7 separate regions of the Homo sapiens genome follow, and regions 2, 3, 4, 5, 6 and 7 are each linked to region 1. The links are chromatin contacts, found by Hi-C or POLR2A ChIA-PET in ENCODE. All regions are on one chromosome and are shown on one strand. Each heading gives the region's core, a stretch centred on a gene start or an enhancer-like site at or near the end of the contact. The rest is flanking DNA. Distances are from core to core; before and after follow the strand shown. Region 1 holds the start of GTPBP1 (GTP binding protein 1). Region 2 holds the start of SNU13 (small nuclear ribonucleoprotein 13). Region 3 has its middle 22 kb from the start of SNU13. Region 4 holds the start of XRCC6 (X-ray repair cross complementing 6). Region 5 holds the start of PHF5A (PHD finger protein 5A). Region 6 holds the start of TEF (TEF transcription factor, PAR bZIP family member). Region 7 holds the start of EP300 (EP300 lysine acetyltransferase).

Evidence for each region. A loop is a pair of places that touch in the nucleus more often than their neighbours do. ChIA-PET counts read pairs that join two places held with the same protein, here RNA polymerase II (POLR2A). Pooled maps may share reads with other maps.
Region 2: a loop to region 1 is called in a map of ascending aorta, with 11 times the contacts of the local background. The contact joins the promoter of SNU13 here to the promoter of GTPBP1 in region 1. A Hi-C loop is called at or near these places in 1 of 168 maps with a recorded cell type or tissue (ascending aorta) and 7 of 50 pooled maps. POLR2A ChIA-PET finds 5 or more read pairs at or near these places in 1 of 52 experiments (CD4-positive, alpha-beta T cell).
Region 3: a loop to region 1 is called in a pooled map, with 6 times the contacts of the local background. The contact joins the enhancer-like site here to the promoter of GTPBP1 in region 1. A Hi-C loop is called at or near these places in 1 of 50 pooled maps. POLR2A ChIA-PET finds 5 or more read pairs at or near these places in 3 of 52 experiments (CD4-positive, alpha-beta T cell, activated naive CD8-positive, alpha-beta T cell and endothelial cell of umbilical vein).
Region 4: a loop to region 1 is called in a pooled map, with 13 times the contacts of the local background. The contact joins the promoter of XRCC6 here to the promoter of GTPBP1 in region 1. A Hi-C loop is called at or near these places in 8 of 50 pooled maps.
Region 5: a loop to region 1 is called in a pooled map, with 11 times the contacts of the local background. The contact joins the promoter of PHF5A here to the promoter of GTPBP1 in region 1. A Hi-C loop is called at or near these places in 4 of 50 pooled maps.
Region 6: a loop to region 1 is called in a pooled map, with 18 times the contacts of the local background. The contact joins the promoter of TEF here to the promoter of GTPBP1 in region 1. A Hi-C loop is called at or near these places in 1 of 168 maps with a recorded cell type or tissue (posterior vena cava) and 10 of 50 pooled maps. POLR2A ChIA-PET finds 5 or more read pairs at or near these places in 2 of 52 experiments (A673 and activated T-cell).
Region 7: a loop to region 1 is called in a map of CD8-positive, alpha-beta T cell, with 6 times the contacts of the local background. The contact joins the promoter of EP300 here to the promoter of GTPBP1 in region 1. A Hi-C loop is called at or near these places in 1 of 168 maps with a recorded cell type or tissue (CD8-positive, alpha-beta T cell), 1 of 37 single-sample maps with no recorded cell type and 13 of 50 pooled maps.

Annotation. Positions count from the first base shown.
Region 1 is chr22:38,704,694-38,707,319 of GRCh38, forward strand. GTPBP1 (GTP binding protein 1) reads left to right here and starts at 1,251. Exons shown (of 12, transcript NM_004286.5): 1 at 1,251-1,454. The coding sequence starts at 1,263. RefSeq lists enhancers at 9-694, 695-1,380, 930-1,079, 1,381-2,066 and silencers at 700-849, 1,170-1,579, 1,760-1,899.
Region 2 is chr22:41,687,528-41,690,153 of GRCh38, forward strand. It overlaps SNU13 (small nuclear ribonucleoprotein 13), which reads right to left and starts at 1,340. Exons shown (of 3, transcript NM_001003796.2): 1 at 1,267-1,340. The coding sequence starts at 1,269. It also overlaps the pseudogene C22orf46P. RefSeq lists enhancers at 540-709, 1,260-1,439 and a silencer at 821-1,020.
Region 3 is chr22:41,665,468-41,668,093 of GRCh38, forward strand. No RefSeq gene overlaps it. Among named protein-coding and RNA genes, the nearest start is that of SNU13, 22 kb to the right of the region's middle. Within about 2 kb of position 1,329, at least 39 of the 41 ENCODE cell types and tissues checked have a DNase peak (open chromatin) inside an H3K27ac peak, as active enhancers do; they include CD4-positive, alpha-beta T cell and endothelial cell of umbilical vein, where a contact is called at or near this core.
Region 4 is chr22:41,620,005-41,622,630 of GRCh38, forward strand. It overlaps XRCC6 (X-ray repair cross complementing 6), which reads left to right and starts at 1,291. Exons shown (of 13, transcript NM_001469.5): 1 at 1,291-1,341; 2 at 1,986-2,082. The coding sequence starts at 2,001. DESI1 (desumoylating isopeptidase 1) reads right to left here and starts at 1,039. Exons shown (of 6, transcript NM_015704.3): 1 at 748-1,039. The coding sequence starts at 835. RefSeq lists an enhancer at 457-1,058 and a silencer at 790-1,059.
Region 5 is chr22:41,467,373-41,469,998 of GRCh38, forward strand. PHF5A (PHD finger protein 5A) reads right to left here and starts at 1,320. Exons shown (of 4, transcript NM_032758.4): 1 at 1,230-1,320; 2 at 752-775; 3 at 76-242. The coding sequence starts at 1,281. It overlaps ACO2 (aconitase 2), which reads left to right and starts at 1,745. Exons shown (of 18, transcript NM_001098.3): 1 at 1,745-1,810. The coding sequence starts at 1,775. RefSeq lists enhancers at 1,050-1,719, 1,289-1,850, 1,851-2,412.
Region 6 is chr22:41,380,610-41,383,235 of GRCh38, forward strand. It overlaps TEF (TEF transcription factor, PAR bZIP family member), which reads left to right and starts at 1,333. Exons shown (of 4, transcript NM_003216.4): 1 at 1,333-1,592. The coding sequence starts at 1,436. LOC105373042 (a long non-coding RNA gene) reads right to left here and starts at 1,302. Exons shown (of 3, transcript XR_938271.3): 1 at 1,131-1,302. RefSeq lists silencers at 552-1,151, 1,182-1,881 and enhancers at 1,016-1,310, 2,092-2,171.
Region 7 is chr22:41,091,297-41,093,922 of GRCh38, forward strand. It overlaps EP300 (EP300 lysine acetyltransferase), which reads left to right and starts at 1,296. Exons shown (of 31, transcript NM_001429.4): 1 at 1,296-1,802. The coding sequence starts at 1,709. MIR1281 (microRNA 1281) reads left to right here and starts at 1,217; the gene lies at 1,217-1,270. RefSeq lists silencers at 197-486, 587-1,356, 1,537-1,636 and an enhancer at 1,747-1,986.

The sequences.
Region 1 (2,626 bases), core at 1-2,500:
GATTCCCAGCTGTGTTTGTGCAAATAAGACTTGATAGTAGTGGAAAACAGGGACAAGAAGAGACTGTCTCTTTCTTCTCAGGTAGATCCCCAAAACTGAAAGCCATTTTCAATCCTGCCACTTGCTCACTAAAGATTTAGGGTTTAGGTCCAAACCCTAAGTCTTGGATTCCTTATCTTCTCAAACATGCTCTTGTTTGCTTGATGCCTGGTTCGAGTGGCCAAGGCCGACATTCATAGACGTTGGTTAATCCCTAATTTCGCCAAACAATGACGGCCTAGGCTTTTCCGGCTTTTGAAACAGGAATTCAAGACACTAAAACGTGTGTTGATGGCATTTTGGGTTGGGGCTTTTCACAACTGATGACACTGGAAAAATAATCCATAGGAAACTACCTTATGAGACCCTAGATTTCGGTTTAGCAGTTCACCACAAAAGTGGTGAGGTGTTTTTTGGCTTTTAATTTTAGCTGCTTGCCTCTGTTTTTAGTTCGTGTGATTGCCTCCGCAAAGGCAGTGAATGGAGAATTCTCCCTAAGGTCAGCATTTAATTATTGCCTCACTCTGGCTGCTATAGTATTACAACTCTTGGAACTTACAGCATCGATCCTACTATTAAAGTTGCCTGGAGCATGCCAGCACGTTGGACATCGGCGTTCCAGCAACTGCCTCAGTCACTGAATCGAGTGGGAGGCTCATTTTGCAGTTTACTATCTCCATGAGCAGGTCCAGGCGCGGGACCTGTTCTATGACTCGATTGGGTCCTGCCCTTGTCCGTCATCGGAAGGCTTACAGCGCCTACTGTTTTGCAGTAAGATTTGCAGGCTTAGTACCGCCTCTGGAAACAAGGAGAGTGAAGGGGCGTTGACGAGTAACGTTGTTTGTATTTCTCTCCTCATTGGATGGCTGCTGTGTCAGTCAGACACTTCTCTGCTTCCGTTGGCGGGAAGGCTTCAGGCGGGTAGCGGGGACTCGGTACTGCCCCCTCCCAAGCTGGGAGCAGGGCGCGTGACGTCTCAGACATTTGTTGTTGGGATTTGGGCCTCATTAATTATTCATTAGGTACTTGAAAGCTCTGCAGGGATTGGTGGCTGAGAGGCCTAGTCGACTGTTTCTTAGCTAGAGGTACGTGTCACCCAGTACGCGGCTGGAGTTTTGCATAAATTATTCCGATAAGGAGCGGGGCGGGGCTCTGTGCATAGATTAGTCAAATGAGCCTGGGAGGGAGGGAAGCCGGCTACGAATTAGCCTAAGTTATTAAAGATGGCGACGGAGCGCAGTCGCTCCGCGATGGACTCGCCGGTCCCGGCCTCTATGTTCGCCCCCGAGCCCAGCTCCCCGGGGGCGGCCAGGGCCGCGGCGGCCGCCGCCCGACTCCACGGCGGCTTTGACTCGGACTGCAGCGAGGACGGCGAGGCGCTCAACGGCGAGCCAGAGCTGGACCTCACCAGCAAGGTAGGCCCGGGCGGCGGCGGCGGGCGCTGAGGGGAGCGGGCGGCTGGCCGAGCAGTCTCCCGGGCGACGGCGGGGCCAGCGGCCGCCCTGTCCGCGGGGAGCGCGGAACGGGAAGAAGGGGCCGAGCCCGCCCACCTGCTAGTCTCCGGGACGTGCGGGGGTTCGCGGCGCGAGGGGCCGTCCCCATGGTCCCCGCACCCACCTTGGCTCCCCCGCGTCGCCAACCCAGCCTCCCGCCCTCCCGTCTCCCGCCGAGATCGTAACCCCTCGGCTCTGCCACGTGGAACGGGGGCGCCCGATGCCAGCTGCGCTCCGCGCGTTCCCTGTCCCCGCTCAGTGCCCCTCCCCGTTCTTCGGGTCCCCACTTGAGGGGATTCGGAGACCGAGAGTCTCCTCTCCCTGGACCGCGCGGGACAGCAGAGGGGCGAGGGGGCCCGGGCAGGGGGCCGAGACGCTCATGAAGACAGGTAGTCGGAGGCCAGGGCAGGGTGGCCGCCGCGTCTCTTCCCAGACTCGGGAAAGGAAACAGAAAGTAGTCGCTCAGCTGGGGAGGAGCATGTCCGAGAATGTCTACTTTTCGAGGCCACCCGAAACAAAATGGAAAGATGGTCAGGCTCCTTAGTCTCGCTATCCTGTGAGTGGAAGCTCATCTTGTATGAGTGGAGCAGTGAAGGACGTTTAAAACCGTGTTTTTTGAGCTGTCGAGAAGGTAGGCAGGAATTAAGGCCTCGCCAACGGCTTGACATTGTGAAGAATAGAAAAGTAAATACAAGATGTGACTGGTGTTTTGAAGGTGCTTAACGTTCCTTAGGGAAAGAATGCCAACTTGGGAGTCAGACAGGGCTGGGTTCCCTTTCCTGCCCTACCATCGAAAGGCTCTGTGACGTTGGGAAAGTTTCTTAACCTTTCAGTTCTCCAACCACCTCATCTTAAGAAAGTACAGATGGGTTGTAAAAATTAGAAATATTTAAGAAGACACCTAATAGTGCCTGATGCATACTAGAGACTCAGTAAATGTTTGAAGTGAACGAGATAGTTCCTAATTTCCTGTGCAGATTAAATAGCAGTGGGTGAAAGATAGAACACCAATACCACCACTTACATTTGTAGGATAGTTACGATAGACATTTTATCCAGCTTTGAAAATGTTTGTGACTTTTTATAGTTTATGG
Region 2 (2,626 bases), core at 90-2,589, 3.0 Mb after region 1:
AAACACTAATTGAAACTTGCTTAGGGTGTATTTATTTGCCTTTCAATTTCTTCAGGGGTTAAATAAATTAACGAATGATATCATACCACCAGCCAACCTAAATCCCTACCTAGCATGATCAGTTTGGTTTCGCTGTACACCAGACAGCCAAAACTTGCAAGGTTTTGATTGAACAACAAATACTGCGTGCTTACTCTGTACCAAGCATCAGGACTAGATGTTTACCATGCTTTATTTCATTTGATCCTCACAACACCCTCATGCACTGTCATCCCCATTTTACAGTTGAGGAAAACTGCAAAGTTCAACCTGAGACCATCCGATTCCAAAACGTTTCAGGGAGCTGCGTTAAAGCGAGCACTGAGTTTGGAAGCTTCAAGTTCTAGGCTCAGCCACGTACTAAGCTTCAAAATGCATGGGAGGAGGTTTGTGGGGAGTGCTACCGCCGGGATCCAAGCTCCACTGGAAGGATTAACTATAGAAGTTACAGTGCTTTACAAATTCTTCCCTCCTCACCAAGTGCCAACCAAAACTACTACGCCAGGACACACGTTTTAGAACTTTCCCTAGATGTTTAAAAGTCAGAGACGACCAAGAGTTTAGAGACGCCGCACGTGGTGCTACCAGACTTCTGGTTTTTGAAGCCACCGCCTTGCAGGAGAAGCCTTTCCTGCACTCCAGGCCGTGAGTCGCGCTCACTTCATGTTCCCCACAGCCCCCAAATGCCAAAGGCTCCTCTAGGTCCCTGGCGCGTGTGACTCGCGGCGGGCACTAAGCGCAGACCCATGGGAGATCTCCTCCTGAACCCCAGCAACGGGGGTGGGGTGAGGTAGGGTGGGTAGGAGAGGTTGATCCGAATCCCAGGGTCCCACGCCATCGTAGATTTCGTATGAAAAGAAACAAGGAAAAAAAAAAGTTGGAGCCAAGTTTTCTTCACCCAACTTTTTGCCCTCTCCCACGTGGGTTGGTCTCTTTCTCCCAGGCTGGGCCATGCCCCCTCCGCTCGCTGCAGGCCTTTTGCCAAGCAAACAGACCGTGCGGCAAAGCAACACAGCTGCGGGGATCCTAAGGTTTCCTGAGTTCTAACCTCGGGCCAGGCTGCTGGGACCCCGCCGCTGCTGGGGTTCTAACTAAGGGCCCGGCGGTTAAGACCCAACGCCGGCGGATGAGACGGCGCAGGCTCTAAGCCTCCATCTAACAGGCTAGGGAGTGAACGCAACCCTGAGTCTCCCGCTTCCCGGTCCCTCGGCCGGCGCACGCACTCACCATGGCTGCGGTTCCGCGGGCTCAGCACTCCTAGGGGAGCGCAGCTGACGTTTCAGAAGCACTCGCGTGCACCGGAAAAACTCACAGAAGCAGCAGCGGAAATGGCCCCGCGCGGCAGGAAGCGAAGGTGACGCTACGCGAGCGAGTGGGCCCCGCCCTCTACGGGGGCACTGGCGCGGAAACTGGCCCTGTGTCGAAGAAGGAACGTACTTTGGCGTTCTTATGAGCTGCCTAGTACAAATTATTGGCAGAAACAATGAATTAAACATTCAAAAAGTAACCCACCGGCCGGCCGCAGCGGCTTATGGCTGTAATCCCGGCACTTTGGGAGGCCGAGGCGGGCGCATCACCTGAGGACAGGAGTTCGAGACCAGCCTGGCCAACATGGCGAAACCTCGTCCCTACTAAAAAATACAAAAATTAGCCAGGCGTGGTGGCGGGCGCCTGTAACCCCAGCTACTTAGGAGGCTGAAGCAGGAGAATCGCTTGAACCCCGGAGGTGGAGGCTACAGTAAGTTGAGATCATGCCACTGCACTCTAGCACTCCAGCTGAGGCGACAGAGCGAGACTCTCAAAAAAAAAAAAAAAAAGGCCGGCCGGGTGCGGTGGCTCCCGCCTGTAATCGCAGCACTTTGGGAGGCTGAGGCAGGCGGATCACTAGGTCAGGAGATCGAGACCATCCTGGCTAACACAGTGAACCGTCTCTACTAAAAATACAAAAAATTAGCCGGGCATGGTGGCGGGCGCCTGTAGTCCCAGCTACTCGGGAGGCCGAGGCAGGAGAATGCCGTGAACCCCGGAGGCGGAGCTTGCAGTGAGCCGAGATCGCACCACTGCACACTGCACTCCAGCCTGGGCAACAGAGTGAGACTCCGTCTCAAAAAAAAGAAGAAAAAAAAGAGGGCCGGGTGCGGTGGCTCACGCCTGTAATCCCAGCACTTTGGGAAGCTGAGGCGGGCGGATCACCTGAGGTTGGGAGTTCGATACCAGCCTGACCAATATGGAGAAACCCCCGTCTCTACTAAAAATACAAAATTAGCCGGGCGTGGTGGCGCATGCCTGTAATCCCAGCTACTCGGGAGGTTGAGGCAGGAGAATCGCTTGAACTTGGGAGGTGGAAGTTGCAGTGAGCCGAGATCGCGCCATTGCACTCCAGCCTGGGCAACAAGAGTGGAAACTCGGTCTCAAAAAAAAAAAAAAAAATTCCAGCCACTAAACAGTTAAGGCCTGGCTCATTATAATTGGCTGACGTCCCTGCCTGCTCAGATATTTAATATTTTGAATAGAACTTTTGGGTAAAAGAGTCTTCAGGGTAACATTTATTTTCCCACCAACACTGATCCTAAGATGGGAAAAGTAA
Region 3 (2,626 bases), core at 79-2,578, 3.0 Mb after region 1:
ATACAAGTGACCTTGGGCAGTTTATGAGGCATTTTGAGCCTTAGCTTCCACATTCTTATAATAACGTCACATGGTGAAAATGAGAAAATACGTAAAAGAACATGGCACTCAATAGATACAGTTGGCCCTCTGCATCCGCAGGCTCCACATCGATGGATTCAACCTACATGGATCAAAAATATTTGGGGGCCAGGCGTGCTGGCTCACGCCTGAAATCCTAACACTAGGAGGCCCAGGCAGGCGGATAACGAGGTCAGGAGTTCGAGACCAGCCTGGCCAGCATGGTGAAACCCCATCTCTACTAAAAATACAAAAAATTAGCCGGGCATGATGGCGTGCACCTGTAATCCCAGCTACTCGGAAGGCTGAGGCAGGAGACTCGCTTGAATCTGGGAAGCAGAGGTTGTAGTGAGCCGAGATCGCGCCACTGCACTCCAGCCTGGGCAACAGAGCGAGACTCTGCCTCAAAATAAATAAATAAATAAATAAATAAAACTTGGGGAAAAAATCGATGGCTGCGTCTGTACTCTTGCTCTTGTCGCCCAGGCTGGAGTGCAGTGGCGCGATCTTGGCTCCCTGCAACATCTGCCTCCTGGGTTCATGCGATTCTCCTGCCTCAGCCTCCCGAGTAGCTGGGATTACAGGCGCACAACACCGCACCTGGCTAATTTTTTACTTTTAGTAGAGACGAGGTTTCACCATGTTGGCCAGGCTGCTCTCAAACTCCTGACCTTAGGTGATCCACCCGGCCAGGCCTCCCACAATGCTGGGATTACAGGTGTGAGCCACCGCGCCGGGCCAGACTTTAAATTTTGTCATTAGCCCGCCGGGCGCGGTGGCTCACGCCTGTAATTCCAGCACTTTGGGAGGCCGAGGAGGGCGGATCACCTGAGGTCAGGAGTTCGAGAGCAGCCTGGCCAACGTGGTGAAACCCCATCTCTACTACTAAAAATAAAAAAATTAGCCGGGTGTGGTGGTGGGAACCTGTAATCCCAGCTACTCGAGAGGCTGAGGCAGGAGAATCACTTGAACCCGGAAGAAGGAGGTTGCAGTGAGCCGAGATCACGCCACTGCACTTCAGCCTGGGCGACAGAGCGAGACTCTGTCTCAACAACAACAAAATTGTCATTATTCCATAAATAATACAGTATGACAATTATTGACATAGCATTTACATTTTATTAGGTATCGTAAATTATCTAGAGTATAATTTAAAGTATCCGGGAGGCCGTGCGTAGTTCATATGCAAATACTGCGCCATGTTACATCAGGGACTTGGGCAACCTCAGATTTGGGTATCCGCATGGAGTGCCCTCTGGCGCTTGACTTCTACCGCGGCCATCGCGCTTCCATCCGCCAGGTGGCGACACAGCCGGCGCGGAGCGCCGATCTGGGCCTGCGCATGCGCGCCACGGACGAGGCAGGCCGGGTGCCTGGGCCTGGGAGCCATAAGCCGGAGAGTCTGGCGGGCTAAGCTCAGCGGCATCCGGGTTCCTTGTGGCCGCCGCAGCAGCTCGAGAACACGAATCCGTTTGGCCAAAACTGAAACAAACACACGGATGCACATATGTCTGTTTACTTCTAGGCCAGGTGCAGAGGGAACGTCTGGAATGACACTCAACGAAAACTGCGGTTACTTGGGAAGATGAGCCTTTTACCTCTCAGCCTTTCCCCTTCTGTAATGTCTTGTTTTAATGTCTTGTTGAAAACCAGAAGAGGCCGGGCGCGGTGGCTCACGCCTGTAATCTTAGCAGTTTGGGAAGCTGAGGTGGGGGTGATCACCTGAGGTCAGGAGTTCGAGACCATCCTGGCTAACACGGTGAAACCCCGTCTCTACCAAAAATACAAAAATTAGCCGGGCGTGGTGGCAGGCGCCTATCATACCAGCTACTCGGGAGGGTGAGGCAGGAAAATCGCTTGAACCCGGGCGGCGGAAGTTGCAGTGAGCAGAGATCGCGCCAATGCACTCCAACCTCAAAACAAAACAAAACAAAAAAGTAAACAAAAAAAACAGAAGAAAGGCAGGGCAGGACCACGAGCTCTGAGGGAGATTAGTCATCCACTTCCTCTCCCTGCCGACTATCCAGAAATTCCATCCTCATTAGCATCCGTATTAGGAGAGGAAACACACCCAGGTTTTACTGGAACGGGAGCTATGTATTCAGCCTTTCTTGTTTAAGCCACACTGCCCCTGACTGTAAGGACCCTGATGCAACCTTCTCTGCATCATGTATGGAAGCAAATCCTACGTGGACTTCTATCTTCTGAGGACTCAGGCGGCTCGTGGGCCATGCCAGCACTTCTAGTGTTCCTCGCTACCCTGCAATTTTAGCATGACCATTTATTTATTTATTTGTTTGTTTGTTTATTTATTTATTTATGACTACAAAGATCCAGAAGACAAACATGACCATTTCTTTCTTTTTTTTTTTTTTTCTGAGATGGAGTCTTGCTCTGTCGCCCAGGCTGGAGTGCAGTGGCACCATCTCAGCTCACTGCAACCTCCACCTCCCGGGTTCAAGTGATTCTCCTGCCTCAGTCTCCTACGTAGCTGGGATTACAGGCATGTGCCACCATGCCCAGCCAATTTTTGTATTCCTAGTAGAGAAGGGGTTTCACCATGTTG
Region 4 (2,626 bases), core at 41-2,540, 2.9 Mb after region 1:
AGTTAAGTAGTTTAATGGAGCACAACCGAAATACTTTCTTTACTAATCCTTATTCACACAGCCTCATCCAAACTTCCCCCAAAACTGCTTTCTTGCCATTTGAGCAAAAGCAATTAACTTAGAAACTGTGGGGAGAAGACTGCTTGGTGAATTCTGGAGTTCGGGGCTCCTCTTATCCTGACTTGACCTACCTGGGGGCGATGGCTGGGTCCCTAGGCAGCTCTATCTCCCCCATCCCACCTATCCCTGGGACTGCAAAGGGAGCTTCCTTTTGGCACTGAGACAAGGTTCTCCGAGAGCCACCCGACCTCCGCAGTGTCTCTGTCACCACGAGGGGCACCGCGCGGCAGGCATCCTCACCTTTCCTACACCGCGCCAAGGAGGCAGGAGTGCACTGGGCTACCCGAGCGAGGCAGAGAACCCGCCGGGATCCAGCGCTGGTTTACCCCACACCCTCGTCGAAGGGGCTCTCGAGGGCTCGGTTTCTGCCCAAGCCCCCTGCAAGGTGGAGGCATGACTCCTCCATCCCTTCCCCTTGAATTCAAACGTGAGGATGGTATCTGCGAGGCTAAAGCGGGGCTCAGATGGCCCAAACTTCAGACCACTCTCTTCTCCACTCGGCTTTTCTTCCATCCTCCTGGCCATGTGTCTCCCCGTGAGTCGTGGCCCAAGTCTCCCCACCTCGGCCAGCCGCCACCCTCTGGCCTGGCTCCCGCCCTCCTGCCCACCTGGCCCCTTCCCCCTCACCCAGCATGATGGGGCTGAGCCGCCGGGCCAGGCCTTTGGACAGGTCGTACACGTAGAGCTTCACCGGATAGAGATTCGGCGGCTCCATTGGGACCCGTGGCGACGGCGGCCACGACGGCCCTCGGGCACCCGGCAGCGGCTTGGACCTTCCCGTACCCGACGGGAGTGCGAAGCGGAGGGAGAGGGGGGGACCGAGCCCGGGCCCGGGCTGAGGGGTGGGGGAGAGGCCGCCCTGCGCTGCTCGCGCCCCCACACCCGCTACCGGCAACGACTACTGTGAGGTGACAGAGAGGGGACAGGGAGGGCCCACACGGAAGAGGGGGCGGGGGCAGGGATGCACTTTTGCGCATGTGCTTACAGTCCTGACGTAGGAAGGGGCGGGGCTTTGCCGAAGGGGGCGGGGCTCTCGCTGATGGGTTGGCTTTCGTCAGGGACATAGGTAGAAGCTGGTTGGGGAGTGTGCGTGCCAGCCTGACGCGATATAGTGCGCACATGCGTGATGACGTAGAGGGCGTTGATTGGGACCGAGTACAGGGCCCGCGCATGCGTGGATTGTCGTCTTCTGTCCAAGTTGGTCGCTTCCCTGCGCCAAAGGTAAGCGGGCCGTTATCCATTTGTGTTGTTCGCCAGCTAGGCCTGGCCTCGTCCCGCTTCGCTCGGTCGGTCTCGCGCGCCCCCATAGCCTTGCTAGAGGGTTAGCGTTAGCCTTAAGTGTGCGAATCCGAGGAGCAGCGACAGACTCGAGACCACGCTCCTTCCTCGGGAAGGAGGCGGCACCTCGCGTTTGAGGCCCGCCTGCGTTTGAGGCCCGCCTGCGCTTGCGGCCCGCCTGCGCTTGAGGCCTGTCTGCGTTTGAGATCTCATTGGGCGTGATTGAGGAATTTGGGGAGGTTTTTGGGCGGTATTGAGGACGAGGGGGTCCGTTAGTCAGCATAGAATCCTGGAGCGGGAATCCCTCACCGTCTAAATGGCGTCGGGGGCGGGACCTCCGGGATCTGGCTTCCGCGGGCCGCCGCCGGCCCTGAAACGTGAGGGATAGCTGAGATGAGGCAGCTACTGGGATGGCCCCCATGCGCATTTACATGCAGTCCGACTGCCGAGCTTTCGAGGCAGCAGGATTTACCGTCCACATTCCTCACTACTAACCAAGCTTTTAGAACAGATCTCACAAGAACCTAGAGGTCGGTATTTTTTCGATTTAAATTTGCCTGTTACTGACGTTAACGTCTTTCGCCTAGTGAGCAGTAGCCAACATGTCAGGGTGGGAGTCATATTACAAAACCGAGGGCGATGAAGAAGCAGAGGAAGAACAAGAAGAGAACCTTGAAGCAAGTGGTAAGTGACTTCAGCATGTAGTGCCATTCGGTGTGTGGAAGAAAGACCTTCCCTGCCTATCTCTGCTGGATGGACTTTGCTGTTTGATGGCCTGCCCTTCTCCTCCCAGATAATTCTGAAATTCTTTTCTTCCTTTGAACTTCGCAGAGCTACCCTAGGCTCTTATATGCAGATCTTACTCTAGTGTGCCCTAAGTTTTTTTTGGACACTGGTAGTTTGACATCTTTTGGTCCCTGATAAATGGCCATGACCATAGGTATTTTTTGTCATCTTAAGTGGTTCAGGTGAGACCCTTCTCATCCAGGAAAGTAGTGTTACCATTCCAGGACCTCAGTGTAAAAATGCCCCCACCCTGCAATAACTACACCAACCAAAGAATAAACGCAAGCAACACAGTTACAGGAAAGTGATTGATTCCCTCACTATAGCCTCCACGTTTGGGAGTGTATGTGCAGGCAACACAGTAACACATAAAACAAAGGAAGAGAAATAGGGGTACATGTAATCTTCATACTGGTTAATTTAACTCCTGAGCAGAAAAATT
Region 5 (2,626 bases), core at 70-2,569, 2.8 Mb after region 1:
ATAGGAGATTGCAGTGGATGGCAAAGTGTTACTAAACAAAAGGAGGAAAGGTCAGATGGAAAGCTGTACACTTACGTCCTTCTCCTGGATGGTGCACTCCTTACAATAATAGGCATCAGAGACCCCAGGTCCTCCACAGATCACACAGCGCCCCTGGTAAGATCCATAGTTACACTCATCACATATGCGCACCAGAGTGCAGGGACGCACATAGGAGTCACAAATCACACACTTGCCATCACCTGTAAGGAAGAGAATGGAGTCATGCTCACAAGTTCTTCAGTCCTCTGCTATCTCCTGCCATGGGGAAATATACTAGTCTCCTGGGAAATACACTAGTCTCCTTTTGACAGTGACTTTAGGGCCCTCCTCTTGGCATCACAAAACTTGGTTTCCCCAGTGTCCATCTCAAGCCCCTCAACACATACAAAAGTTTACCAATTAACATATGTGAAGAGCTTAGAAAAGCACCTCGGAGATGATAAGCCTGTATAATTGCTGGCAAAGTGCTGTGTGTTGGGGAGGGGTCATGCTACTCTGGCGATTCTTCCCGTTGAAAACTAGAGAGATACAGCGTTAAATGTGCAAGCGGCAGTGGGGAGTTAGAGGGGCCTTTGGCTAAAGTGCAGCATTCAGTGTTCACATACTTCCAGGCACATCTACTCAAAGCCCTCTTTGTGGCACTTTTGCTGGTTCCACAGAAAACTGGGAGTGGGAAGGGTGGGTTGTTGGGACGGTGTGTTCCACTCACATTTTTCACACAGTCTTCCGATGGCTGCAAGATGAAAGATGGTAAAAAGTACAATTAGAATAAAGGTTTTGAGAAAGAGGAGAAGTACATCCTCGAGCTGGGGGTAGGGACATGAGTAAGGACTGCAGTGAGTGAGACCTGCGGATAGCCATTTTATCATTACAAATTTCCATATGAACCAAACCTACATCCAAGCACCCTCCTGAATCTCCTCCAACGCCCTGGGCAAGCTCAGAGTTTCTCTGGACCTGGTTCAGACCCCACCCCCCGATACCTGCCTGGGGCTCCCAGCACGCGCACCCCCGCCCTCTTCTCATCAGAGGCCACAAACCTGCGCGCTCCTACAACACCCCGCGCCTGAGAGGCGGGAAACGTGGCGCCTGCGAGGCAAGCCCCTAAGGAAGAGACGGGAACCCCCGACCCCCCAGCTCCTAATACCACCCCTGCCCAGACAGCCAGGGGTAGGGCGCAGTCTCACCAACACCAGCCTGCTTGCGGCAAAAGATCAAATCAGGATGATGTTTAGCCATAGCTCCTAACTAAGCCGGCCACCGGAAGCTTCGGGAACTTCCGTCCGACCTTTAACCCCCATTGTTCCTGCCTCCACGTCGCTGTGATTGGTTCTCTAAGCTTCCGTCAGTTTACAATCCTTGCACCAGGCCCGTCTTGCTCTCGCGCGAGTTTTTGTCGCTGCTGGGCGGCCAGGTCCTGGCAGGTGCATGAAACTCTTAAAAACTCTCCCAGATTTGGATGGCGGAGATAACTAAAATTTGTTCTTGGGTAAAACATCTTTGTGCTTGGTATCTATTTCTGCAAGTGTCTTTGGGCAGTCCGATTTCCTCTTGCGTGTCTGTTCGTTGCACGTGAGCTCCGCCCATTGCGTTCACAGGGTTCTGGCGCCTCTAGGGAGGCCTCGCCTTCACCGTGACGCCCCACTCTTCCGGGCACGCCCCTGCCCAAAGGCTTTAAAGGCGCCGTGTGGGACGTCACTTTAATGCGACCTCATCTTTGTCAGTGCACAAAATGGCGCCCTACAGCCTACTGGTGACTCGGCTGCAGGTGAGCGAGCTCAGGGACCTCTGGGTTCACGGGGGCGGGGTGCCTCCTACTGTGCCGGCGGCTGTGGGCGAGGCAGGGCGAGGCGGGCCCAACCTGGGGCCAACTTCTCGTGTACCTGTCCCGGTTGTGGGCCCGGCACCCGTGCCCGCTTCTCTGGTGCCCTAGGTCAAGGCGTCCCCGGCACAGTCAGCTTTCCTGGCCCTGTCCCTGCCTCGCAAGAAGCGTGGGCCCAAGCAGCGGCGGCCGGGTGAAGAGCGGAGGCACCTCTTTCTTCTTTTTGAGGACAGCATTGCCTGCTCCCGTGGGGTGTGTTTCCATTCCTCAAGGTGAGGACAAGGTGACTAGGGGGCGCGGTCGTTGTTGAGTCTTCTAGGCCCAGTTCCTGAGGCCTCACTTCCCATCTCTTAGCAACAGAGGCATGACAGCATCTACGGTTGCCAGGCCTGGAGTCTGGAGAAGAAACTAGGACCCTGTACCACCTTTTGAGGACCCTGCGGAACGTGGAATGTCGGGGAGGGGGGCGGTCTTCTGGGCCCATACGTAGTAAATAATATAATAATAGTCTCTCACCTTTGCACAAGATTTGAGGCCTGTTTTAATTCTTCATAATATTATTTGATTCCTGTAATCGTAGGAATGAGGTGGTTTTTCTCATTTGATAGATGATAAAGCTGGTAGAAAGTAGGTGAAAGTTCTGATTCTCAAGAGTGTCACCGAAGTGCTGTGGCAGAAGCATGGGCCCTACCACCACTCAGTTCTTGTTTATGTCAGCCTGCCCTCACAGAACTTTATGAACCACGGTGCAATTATTTCTGT
Region 6 (2,626 bases), core at 83-2,582, 2.7 Mb after region 1:
AAGCCAAGCTCTCTGCCTTCCGGGAGTTAAGCGGGGAGTCTAATGTTGCCTGGGTTTGCAGCGGAGTCTGATCTGTACTATAAAGAGGTACAAAGTTCTGAGCGCTGTTTAGGAGCAGCTTTCCATTTGTGTACCGCGCCACATATTACATTTTTACGGATTTCTGCGGAACTCCCGGGGAGGCTTTATATTTTAAGAGAGGAGGTGGTTCTCCCACAAAACGTGGCATCGGTACCTGGTGTCAAGGAGGTTTTTGTTTTCTAGGTAAAAGAAGGGAGAGTTCTAGAAAGGAAAAGAATTTCACATCTGTTTGGGACTGTGGAGATTCTCTAGCCCAACCTCTTAATTTTATGGCCGAGGAAACAAGCTCCAGTGAAGCAACCGGACTTTCCCAAGGTCATAAGCTAGTAAGTGGGAGGGCGGAAACATGTACTCGGGCCCTGGCTCAGGTCAGAGCTTCAGGAATGCTCCCTCCACGCTAGTGTTGATCTGGATGCGTGGGCAACCCGACACCCCGCTCTAGGGCGGCCAAGCCTGCTCAGGCCATCCCTACGACTTGGCAGGTCGCGGTCCCCGGCCCTGCCCTCAGGCGACCTCTGGGTCGCGTGGGAGCAGAAGTGCGGGCTAAGCTCAGCGTCCCTGCCCCGCGACCCTGGGCAGAGTCCCCAGAACAAAAAGACCCGTCCCTCCCTTCCCCTCCCGCCCCGCCACAGCCCCGCACGTGCGGCGCCTCGTGCACCGCCCCGGGCCCCGCCCCCGCCCTCCATTGGCTGTTCCCGCGCCTTCCTCCTCTGCCCCCTCCCCCCGCGACCAGACTCGGCTGCGGCTCCACGTGACCCGCGGGGGGTGGACACGCCGCGCGAGCAGGAGCTCGGATAGGTCGCTTTGGCCGGCCTGGCCGCTCCGAGCTCCGCCCCTCTTCGGTGGCGCGTCGGGAAGGTTGCAAGTCGGGGACAAGAGGGAGAGGCTGCGGTGGTTGGGGAGGGCGGGGGTTATGAAGAGGGCGGTGAAGGGGGAACACTGGTAGGAGGGAAGGGACCGCGCCGAGGAAGGCCCACCACAAAGACTCCAGCAGGCGCCAATCAGGGGACACAGGGGCGGCGGGGCGGGGCCTCCGCGAGGGTCCTCACCTGGCCCCGCACGTGTCTATCTTATCCCGGCTGCCCGACCAATCACGGCCCGAGGATCTGCGCCTGCCCCTCTCGCAGGCTGGACCAATCCAGAGCAACGATCCGGGGAAGCTGGCCTGGCCTCATGAATAATTAATGTGCCAGAGCCGGTCCGCAGGCGGGGTAGCGATGGAAGGAGGCGGGGGCGCCATTGGGCGCCTGCGCAGTAGCTGCCCGTGTCGGCAGCTGCAGCGGGTCGCACGGCTCCGGCCCATCTCGGGGGGCGGGCGGGGGAGGCGAGGTGCGCGAGCCGAGTCCGGGGCACGATGTCCGACGCGGGCGGCGGAAAGAAGCCGCCTGTGGACCCGCAGGCAGGACCCGGTCCGGGGCCGGGGCGCGCAGCTGGGGAAAGGGGCCTGTCGGGGTCCTTCCCCCTGGTCCTGAAGAAGCTGATGGAGAACCCCCCGCGCGAGGCGCGCCTCGGTGAGGGCGGGGGGGTGGTCCGCGCGGGCTGGGGGCGGGGCTTATACAGGGGCGGGGCCTCGTGAGGGCGGGGCCGGGGAGGCAGTGGGTCAGGGAGCAGTGGTCCAGCGGAGGGGGATGGGGCCTGGATGACCAGGAGCCTGGAGGACGAGGCCGGGGGGCTGAGGACAGAGGGTCAGGGGCGGGCTGAGACGGTGGGTCTGGCGGGAGAGGGTGGGGAGAGGTTTTGAGGAGGCGGAAGGGGATCGGGAGCAGTCACTTAAATGACGCTCCAGGGCCCCTCCCCCGGGGCCACCTGCATCGGAGTCACTCGGGATGCCTGTTTAAATTGCTGGTTCCTGCGCCCCACCCAATCTGCGGTCACTGGGACAGGGGTCTTGCATTTTAAGGAGCACCCCACCGCACCCCCATTATTTTCCAAGTACACCAAAGTTTAGGAAGCGCAGGCCTAGGGTAGCGAACTGTCATCGTACGTGGCCTTACCCCTCCCGGAGGGACCTGGCTTCCTCCCTGGGTGTGAGTAGCGCCAGCTACTAGGTCCAACGGGAGCCTTTCTGTTGCGGGGCTTCTGCTGAGCGGGTGGGGGGGGTGTGGGCGAGTAGTGTGAGGCGCCTTGGGAGGGGAGTTTTGGGCCAAGCAGAGAAACGATGAGGGTCAGATGAGTCCACTGAGGCCCTTCGCCTGGTTGGTTGGGGCTGACCCTTAGATTCTGGGGCCACGGCGGCAGGACTGAGCTTCATCTTTTTGCCTAGGCCAGGAACGTCACTGGGGCGTATACGGAAAGCAGGTCTGGCCTTGTTTTTCGCCCTGGGAGATGGGGTGCAGGGAGCAGCAGGAGGGCCGCCTGTGGTGGGGTTGTGGGTGCACTGAGGTATACTTTGAGTGTGAGACCTTTGCATTTCCAAGAGCCATCAGTTATTCAGGGTTTGGGAAAGGGATAGGCCTTCGAGAGTTGTCTGGCCTGGGGAATGGATTTTCCTTTTTAAAATGCCATTTCTCTTCCTTTCCTGGGTGTATGCTGAGGCTCCCATCCC
Region 7 (2,626 bases), core at 46-2,545, 2.4 Mb after region 1:
GAGCAGGGCCGCCCTACGGGCGCTCCCATTTGGCCACCTGAGTGGCGACTTGGCGCCTTCCTCGGAGCAGCTCCGGGGTTCCGTCGTCCCGGTTCCCACTGGTCCCTTACGCAGAGACCAAAGGCAGGAACCTTCCCTCGTAACTATCCACCGACTGAAAATAGATTCTGAGTCCGCCCCCGCCCCTCCCCCCTTAAAATCCTCCCCACTCTTAAAATCCTCCCCTTTAAAGGGAGCCACAGGGTGACGCCGGGGGAGTTTGCGGAAGCGCTAACCGCGTTGGGGCCTAGGGCGGATCCCGTGATTGGGACAGGCCCCGCCCCCGGCTCCACTTCCCCCATTGTGTGAGCGGCTCGGGCCTAGGCCCCGCCCCCCTCCGGAGGCCCGGCCACTCCCCTTTTCCACCCCCCCTTGGCTCATTTCCGGCCGCCGCCGCTACCGCTAGCCTGTAAGGAGGATTCGGCAGAGGGAAGAAACAACAGCCGCCATCTTGTTTGTGTGCTAGGCTGGGGGGGAGAGAGGGCGAGAGAGAGCGGGCGAGAGTGGGCAAGCAGGACGCCGGGCTGAGTGCTAACTGCGGGAGCCAGAGAGTGCGGAGGGGAGTCGGGTCGGAGAGAGGCGGCAGGGGCCGAGACAGTGGCAGGGGGCCCGGGGCGCACGGGCTGAGGCGACCCCCAGCCCCCTCCCGTCCGCACACACCCCCACCGCGGTCCAGCAGCCGGGCCGGCGTCGACGCCTAGGGGGGACCATTACATAACCCCGCGCCCCGCGGCGTCTTCTCCCGCCGCCGCGGGCGGCCCCGAACGGAGCCCCGGGGGGCGGGCGCTCCCAGCACCTGGCCGCCGGCGGTGGGGGCCGTAGCAGCGGCCGTATTTATTTATTTTCCGCGGGAAAGGAAGGCGAAGGAGGGGAGCGCGGCGCGAGGAGGGGCCGCCTGCGCCGCCGCCGGAGCGGGGCCTCCTCGGTGGGCTCCGCGTCGGCGCGGGCGTGCGGGCGGCGCTGCTCGGCCCGGCCCCCTCGGCCCTCTGGTCCGGCCAGCTCCGCTCCCGGCGTCCTTGCCGCGCCTCCGCCGGCCGCCGCGCGATGTGAGGCGGCGGCGCCAGCCTGGCTCTCGGCTCGGGCGAGTTCTCTGCGGCCATTAGGGGCCGGTGCGGCGGCGGCGGCGCGGAGCGCGGCGGCAGGAGGAGGGTTCGGAGGGTGGGGGCGCAGGCCCGGGAGGGGGCACCGGGAGGAGGTGAGTGTCTCTTGTCGCCTCCTCCTCTCCCCCCTTTTCGCCCCCGCCTCCTTGTGGCGATGAGAAGGAGGAGGACAGCGCCGAGGAGGAAGAGGTTGATGGCGGCGGCGGAGCTCCGAGAGACCTCGGCTGGGCAGGGGCCGGCCGTGGCGGGCCGGGGACTGCGCCTCTAGAGCCGCGAGTTCTCGGGAATTCGCCGCAGCGGACGCGCTCGGCGAATTTGTGCTCTTGTGCCCTCCTCCGGGCTTGGGCCCAGGCCCGGCCCCTCGCACTTGCCCTTACCTTTTCTATCGAGTCCGCATCCCTCTCCAGCCACTGCGACCCGGCGAAGAGAAAAAGGAACTTCCCCCACCCCCTCGGGTGCCGTCGGAGCCCCCCAGCCCACCCCTGGGTGCGGCGCGGGGACCCCGGGCCGAAGAAGAGATTTCCTGAGGATTCTGGTTTTCCTCGCTTGTATCTCCGAAAGAATTAAAAATGGCCGAGAATGTGGTGGAACCGGGGCCGCCTTCAGCCAAGCGGCCTAAACTCTCATCTCCGGCCCTCTCGGCGTCCGCCAGCGATGGCACAGGTTAGTTTCGGCAGCCCCGGCCTTCCACGTTCCCTTTAATCTTTTCTACTCGGTGCGCCTTTATTCTTCCATTTTTTTTTTCTTCCTCTCTCTCTAGTTCCCTGCCCCTTAATTAATTTTAAAGGTATTTGAATGAGCTGGTCGAAGACGTCCAGTAGCCCAACCATTTTCTTTGCCTCCTAATACATTGATTGCAACACTATGTCATATCGGTGTGTGTTCTGGAATTAGAGCTCGTAAGTGGGTGCTATATAGAAATGGCCTGTATTGTTGCTCTCATGCAATTTAATTTGGGAAATGCCAATGCATTTGTGTGTAAGAGCTCCTATGCAATTTAAGTTTCATTTTTTTTGTTCTTGGCAAATGAATTTCGAATCCTTTCTCTTTACTGTACTTACTGTGTTTCCTCTACTTTCCACTCTTCGAAATTTTCTCTCCTTTGCAGAATATTTTCTGTTGAGGAATAGGGTGTAAAAAAATCTTGATTTTGTGTGTGCGAGGTCCAAGATTTCAGGTTAGAGGTGAAGTTTAACAATTCTTTTATCTTACCTACCATTCTTAGCTTTTTTTTCCTTTTTCTTCTTATTTGCTTTAAGAATCAATATGGAGCGCAGTTCATTTCACATCTCCCAGTTCTTTGGTGTGAGACCAAAATGTCTGAAACTCTGGGTTTTTAGGTTGGGAGAACAGGGGCATGTTCTTTGCAGTTTGCAGTCACTTTCTCATTTTAGGGGAAATAAGATAAACAATTTTGTGGAGTTACGTACCTGGAAATCAAGGTTAGAAGTTGAAAGAGTTCCAATCATGAACTACAAACGTGAACT